Regions from separate parts of the Homo sapiens genome. Here region 2 is linked to region 1. A link is a loop called in an ENCODE intact Hi-C map of the cell type or tissue named here. Cell type or tissue: Calu3. All regions are shown on one strand. Links, peaks and the distances in the headings refer to the core of each region. The heading gives the core; the rest is flanking DNA. Region 1 overlaps DLG2 (discs large MAGUK scaffold protein 2). Region 2 overlaps DLG2 (discs large MAGUK scaffold protein 2).

Region 1 (2,933 bases), core at 184-2,683:
GCAGCCACTGTGGGGGTGTGGGAGGGGTGGTTCTCGGGTTAAATTCCAAAGGGGATTATGGCTGCCTCTGTTGCCAGGAAAGTGAGGGAAAGCCAGTAGCGATAGGCCCCACCCAGCTTTTACCCAGTTGGTGAGGCCTGTCTCACTCCCACTGTGCCATCTAAAACCACTGAGTTTGTCTCCAGGCAGCCTGCACATGGGACTCAGACCTAGCCCCAAGTTATAAGTTTCCCAGCTGAGAAAGCAAGCAGGGCTTTCAGGTTACACCCCTCCCCATCTGCCCACATTGTCCCCCATGACTCCTCCTCTCCTTTCTGCCGCAGTTCCTGCTTGCCCCCACATTCTGCTCAAGAGAGTTTGTGCCCAGTCAAAATTATTGTAAAAATCACAATTACTTTTGCGTAGTATCTAAACATTTTTTAATATAGTATAATAATATGAATTTGATCAGCTCAAGAAACTTCTAATGATTTTAACTGTTTAATCCAAATAACCATTTACTTCAAAGGACTCATCACAATTATACTTATTTAATATCTTACTTGTTTAATGTAGTAGACAATGAGCTCCATGAAAACAAGGTGTACATCTCTCTCATCACTAAAACCCCAGAGCCTAATGTGGTGTCTCTTTGATAGTGGGAGATCAAATGTATTTTTTCAAATGAAAGAAATTTAATGAAGAACTGTTCATTCCATGCCAGATTTGGCTGAATTAGAACTGGTCCCTGCATTCAAGAAGCTCACAGTCTGCTGAGGGAGAGCAACATGTAATCAATAAACAATAGTACAATATAATAAGTGCTGTGCCAGAAATATAAACAAATACCATAGAAACATAAGGGAAGAAGTGATTAATTCTGCTTAAAGGTAGAAAATATTAAGAAGTTTTTGACCAAGTAATAAATACTCATTTCCTTGGGATGGATGTTTATACTAAGAAATAATGTCTATATCACATTCTATTAACTTGATTAGTTCCACAGTTCAGTAAAACATATTCTATATTGAAAAATTTTTTTAGATATTACTACGCTATTTCAGGACATCTTGAAAGGGCTTATTCCTAAAATAATCTTTTAGAATTTTTTTTATATTCTCTCTCTCTCTCTCTCTATATATATATATATAAATTCCCTGAAAGTAGTTCAACAACAAAAAGTAAAATTCAAGGCTATAATATTAATAATACTAGTTTGCTTGCTATAGGAAAACCTAGATGAGAAAGCCTATTGCTTTTTTGCCAGCTACCACATATTAGTTACAGTGATCATCACCAAATTTTCACTTATTATGTACTTAACAGAAATCACCAGATCCTTTCACACTCCCAACAATAGCTTTGGGGTTTCACTATCTCACTATATAGGGAAATCTCATATGCACTCAAAATAAAAGATTTTTTTCCTATATTAGCTACAGCACAAATAATAGCATCCTTCATTTAGAAACAACCAGCCTCATACTCATCTAAAGCACATAAATTTAGTTAAATGGTGCCATCTGGTGACATAAATCTTGCAGTAAATATAAAAGTCCTGAGTCAGAGTCCAGAATGATACCCAACCCTCTTGATGGCATCCAATCCAAAGTGTCTAATTTAACTTAAGAAATACTTGATCCTGCCTGACATGAAACACACAACTAATCACACTCAGTATATGGCCGTTTAACAAAGGGAATTATAACAATTGTTTGAGCCACATTTTATGCTCACCACTCTTGTTTCTCAACTCTTTGGAAGAGACTTGTATCTAACAGGATGCCCTATACAACTCCTAGAAGACATTTTAAAAGCATAAATATCAAGGACATTTTGAATCCCTGTTCCAGGCAGATCCATTTCCTCACTCTCCTTTGAACGTACATCAATGTGTATAATTTTCAACACTTCAAAATGTCACTTCCTTAAGAAAGCTGTCGACCAGGTGTGGTGGCTCACGCCTGTAATCCCAGCGCTTTGGGAGGCCAAGGCAGGCAAATCACAAGCTCAGGAGTTCAAGACCAGCCTGGTCAACATGGTGAAACCCCGTCTCTACTAAAAAAAAATACAAAAATTAGCTGGGCGTGGTGGCACATGCCTGTAGTCCCAGTTACTCAGGAGGCTGAGGCAGAAGAATCCCTTGAATGGGAGGTGGAGGTTGCAGTGAGCCAAAGATCAAGCCACTGCACTCCAGCCTGGGTGACAGAGCTAGACTTCATCTCAAAAAAAGAAGGAGAAAGCTGTCCCTGTTTCTACTGTTAAGGTTAAGCCTCTCATTCATAGCCAACTCTACTTCTTCTTTGTATATAAACTCTTGACGAAATTTTGTTTAATGCTTGTCTCCCCAGTGTGTATCATAGCGTTTGGCAAAGTGTTCAATAAATATCCTGTGAACGAATTAATGTGTAAATGGATGGTGAAAACATCCTTCTCTACTCTCTCTTCTAATGCAAATCCTATTAATAACAAGGCTCAGCTCAAGTTTACATTTTATATAAAACCTTCTCTAGCAACAACAATGTACAATAAGCCCATGCTTCTCCTATGCCATTTTAGTCTAGCCCCAAAAATTTAGTCCTCCACTATATGATGTTTTGTATTGTTTTTCATGTACATAAATATTACTTTCTTAATTGACCTTAAGCTCCTTAAGTGTAGGCATTTGGTCTTAATAGCATCCATCTGCATAAGTCTATGTAAATAAGTAAACACTTCATAAATACTTTGATAACTATTATTATTCAATTGCAATAACTAAAACACTTGTACTCTTTTTATTTAAATAAGTATTGTAAACAAATAAGTAGAAACATAATAGACCTTAGCAACTAAGAATTTCACCTTCACTGTTTTGAACAGTCAAGACTTATTTAAAGATCCATGATATGTAATTTGTTTGTTTCAACTGAAGCACATGCTTTGAGATTGTGAGTGGCAGCAAGCATTACCTA
Region 2 (2,933 bases), core at 260-2,759, 1.0 Mb before region 1:
CACTCTTACCAAACAATTATTTTGTATTGTGATTAAAAATTATATTTCAAACTCATTATGGAATCATTCATGTGTTCTTATCATTTAGCTCCCACTTATAATTGAGAACATGTAGTATTGCGTTTTCTGTTCCTATGTTAGTTTGCTAAGGATAATGGCCCTACATAACAAAGTAATTTACATCAGCTATACAATCTATAAGGAATAATGTAACAAACTTCCTCATAACTGCCATCCATCTTTAAAAAGTATTACCAGCAGAATGGAGGCCCCTGGGTATCCATCCCGGGTCATATCTGTCTGCCTCTCCCCTGAGGTAATTGTGGAATTTTATCTGTATAATTCCCTGTTTTCCCCAATAGTCTTACTACATAGACAGGTAATTGTAATGGTTAGTTTTATGTGTCAACTTGGCTAAATTATAGTATTCAATTACTTAATTTAGGTGTTGCTATGAAGGAATTTTGTAGTTGTGGTTAACATCTACAATCAGTTGACTTTAAGTAAAGGAAATTATCATTGATATTCTGGGTGGGCCTCATCTGACCATTTGAAAGGTCTTAGAAGCAAAACTAGGGTTTCCATGAGAAAGAATAGATTTCATCTGTGGATTTCTTGCTTAGTGCCTATTGAAGAGTTTCCAGCCTGCTGCCCTGCCCTATTGATTTTAGCTCCCACAATGACAAAAGCAAATTCCTTAAAATAAATTTGTTTATATACACATATTAATATATATACACATACTGGTTCCATTTCTCTGATATGATCTTTACTGATACAGTATTCCTTAAAAATGCTTAGTTTATATCTATTTTGGAACTTTATGTAAGCAGTATCATATTGTGGCTATTTTTCTACAACATTTCATTGAGAAATTTATTTATGTTGATGTGTGCAAAACTAGATCATTTCTTTTTAATTTTTTACAGTATGTTATTATTAGTATATCACAATGTACCATTTTTTTTTTTCTGAGAGAGATATTTGGGCTTTTTCTATTATTTTCCTTTCCGGAATAACAAAACTAACAATACTGCTAAAAATCCTTGCATGTGTTTTTTGGTGCACATATGTAAAACTCTTGTTAGAACATATATACCTAGGAGAGTAGAGGAGTTCTGGGTCTTAGACTATATGCATCTTCAATTTTTCTAGATATCTGTTCCGTGCTTTCTCCAATGATCTTACTACAAAGTAGTTGTATTTTTGTCAGAAATATACCAATTTACAAACTATCAGCAACATATGAGAACTATGATTTTTCCATACTCTCAGTAAAACCTGGAATTATCAAGAAAAACACTTATAACGTGACTATATATCAGATTTGGAAAATCTCATCGACAGGATTTATAGATACATTATATGTAAGGGGTGAGAAAGATAAAGGAGTCAAGGATCATTCAAAGATTTTTAACTCTAGTATTCATTAATATTTATTCTAAGTGTTATTATTCTTATTATTATCTCTAACGCTTGTGATGAACTTGAACAAATAAAAAAACTTCACTAAGTGGTTTGGAGTTGGTTTATTTCCCAGATTACATCCCTTGTGTGCAGCATTCACTGTCAGCCACAAGGTGGCAAGCTAAGCATCCTTAAATCTAAAGCTCAACTCTGGTCTGGGTGAACTTGACTATTCTTAGAAAGTTTATAAAGCAAGAACTTATTCCCCAGTAGTGAATTCTTATGGGTATAGCACACATGCTTCTTTCCTAAAAATTGTGGCATCTTTGCAATGTATGTCTCCTTGTATAAGGAAACAAGCAGAAACCTTTTTTTCTTAAATAAAACTCTAAACCAATCAGGGCTCTGCTAGCATCCTTTTGGCTCCCTTTAATCACAGCACACATTCTAGACTCCTAATCCTGCCATCCAAGACCCTCTACAAACTGCCTTAAATCTTCGCTTCTAACTTCACCTTCCTTTACTTTCTTTATACTTCAAATACCTACCGCTCCCCAGCTCCCTATACACACACCACTTTTTATTCCTCTGCCTAAACATTCCAGCTCTCAGGGCATAGTCCACCTACGCCAAATTCCGTTCAGATGTGTATAACTCATAGTTCACATTTCCATGACTTGGTGAAGGCTATTGATTCCTTATCTTCTTTATTTTTTTGCATCTATTCAATTGAAATGCAAATTTGAGTCTCAGCTTCAAGAGTACTCTTCCAAAGACTTCAGGGTCTCCTCCAGCAGTTAGCTATGATTCTCCTAAGCCCCTCAAAACATTTTTTATACCATCATTAGAGCTGTCACATTTTATTATAACATTTTTATCTTTTTTCTCCCCAAAAGCTTGTTACCAACAGAGAGTCATGACAGATTTTTCTTTGACTCTGTCAGTGACCATTCCACGCCTGGCAGCTCAATGGATGTTGAGTAGCTTGCTGAATAAATGAATGAATAAATAGATATTGTATGAAGGCAAATATTTAATTTTGAGTGATGTATGTTTCCTATCAGTATGTAGAGTACCCAACAAAGTGCTTATATTGCCTGAACTTTTATCTATTATTACTGTTGTCATTATAACAAAAATCATTTAAAAGTAAACAAACACTGAGTTGGTTGTTAACCAGACACAGAAGATACAGCTTCTGCCATGAAGAGGTAAGCCAAGGGGACCTAGGGAGATGGCATAACTTAGGGAACAATTAGAGACACAGACAATGTGTGCATATGTAAATTAGTATAATATACTGATATAATAAAGTAATTCACTTAATGTAATTAAATAAATCATTAGGTTTCACTGTTGGCACGAGAAGTTTCCATAATTCAGTTGACACATAAAATATTTTTTTCAGCAAACATATTATTGATTTTCCACAAAGGTTATAATATAATAAGCATATAATATTGATTTCTTTTAAAAGCTCTCCATCCAGAGCTACGAGAATCTCAGAGGAATTGTAATCCCTTCTA

What was found. Hi-C counts contacts between places; a loop is a spot of excess contacts. Peaks named below come from ENCODE experiments on the same cell type or tissue, not always from the same donor. Only the 100,000 strongest peaks of a DNase experiment are listed, where the experiment ranks them.
Region 2: a loop joins it to region 1, with 12 times the contacts of the local background. A loop is called at or near these places in 17 of 110 quality-filtered maps.

What each region holds. Positions count from the first base shown.
Region 1 is chr11:85,589,538-85,592,470 of GRCh38, forward strand. All of the region lies in intron 3 of DLG2 (discs large MAGUK scaffold protein 2), which reads right to left. Among named protein-coding and RNA genes, the nearest start is that of DLG2, 36 kb to the right of the region's middle. In Calu3, for the core only: no CTCF peak of the experiment used is centred there; no DNase peak of the experiment used is centred there.
Region 2 is chr11:84,556,702-84,559,634 of GRCh38, forward strand. All of the region lies in intron 6 of DLG2 (discs large MAGUK scaffold protein 2), which reads right to left. Among named protein-coding and RNA genes, the nearest start is that of DLG2-AS2, 920 kb to the left of the region's middle. In Calu3, for the core only: no CTCF peak of the experiment used is centred there; a DNase peak (open chromatin) is centred at 1,590.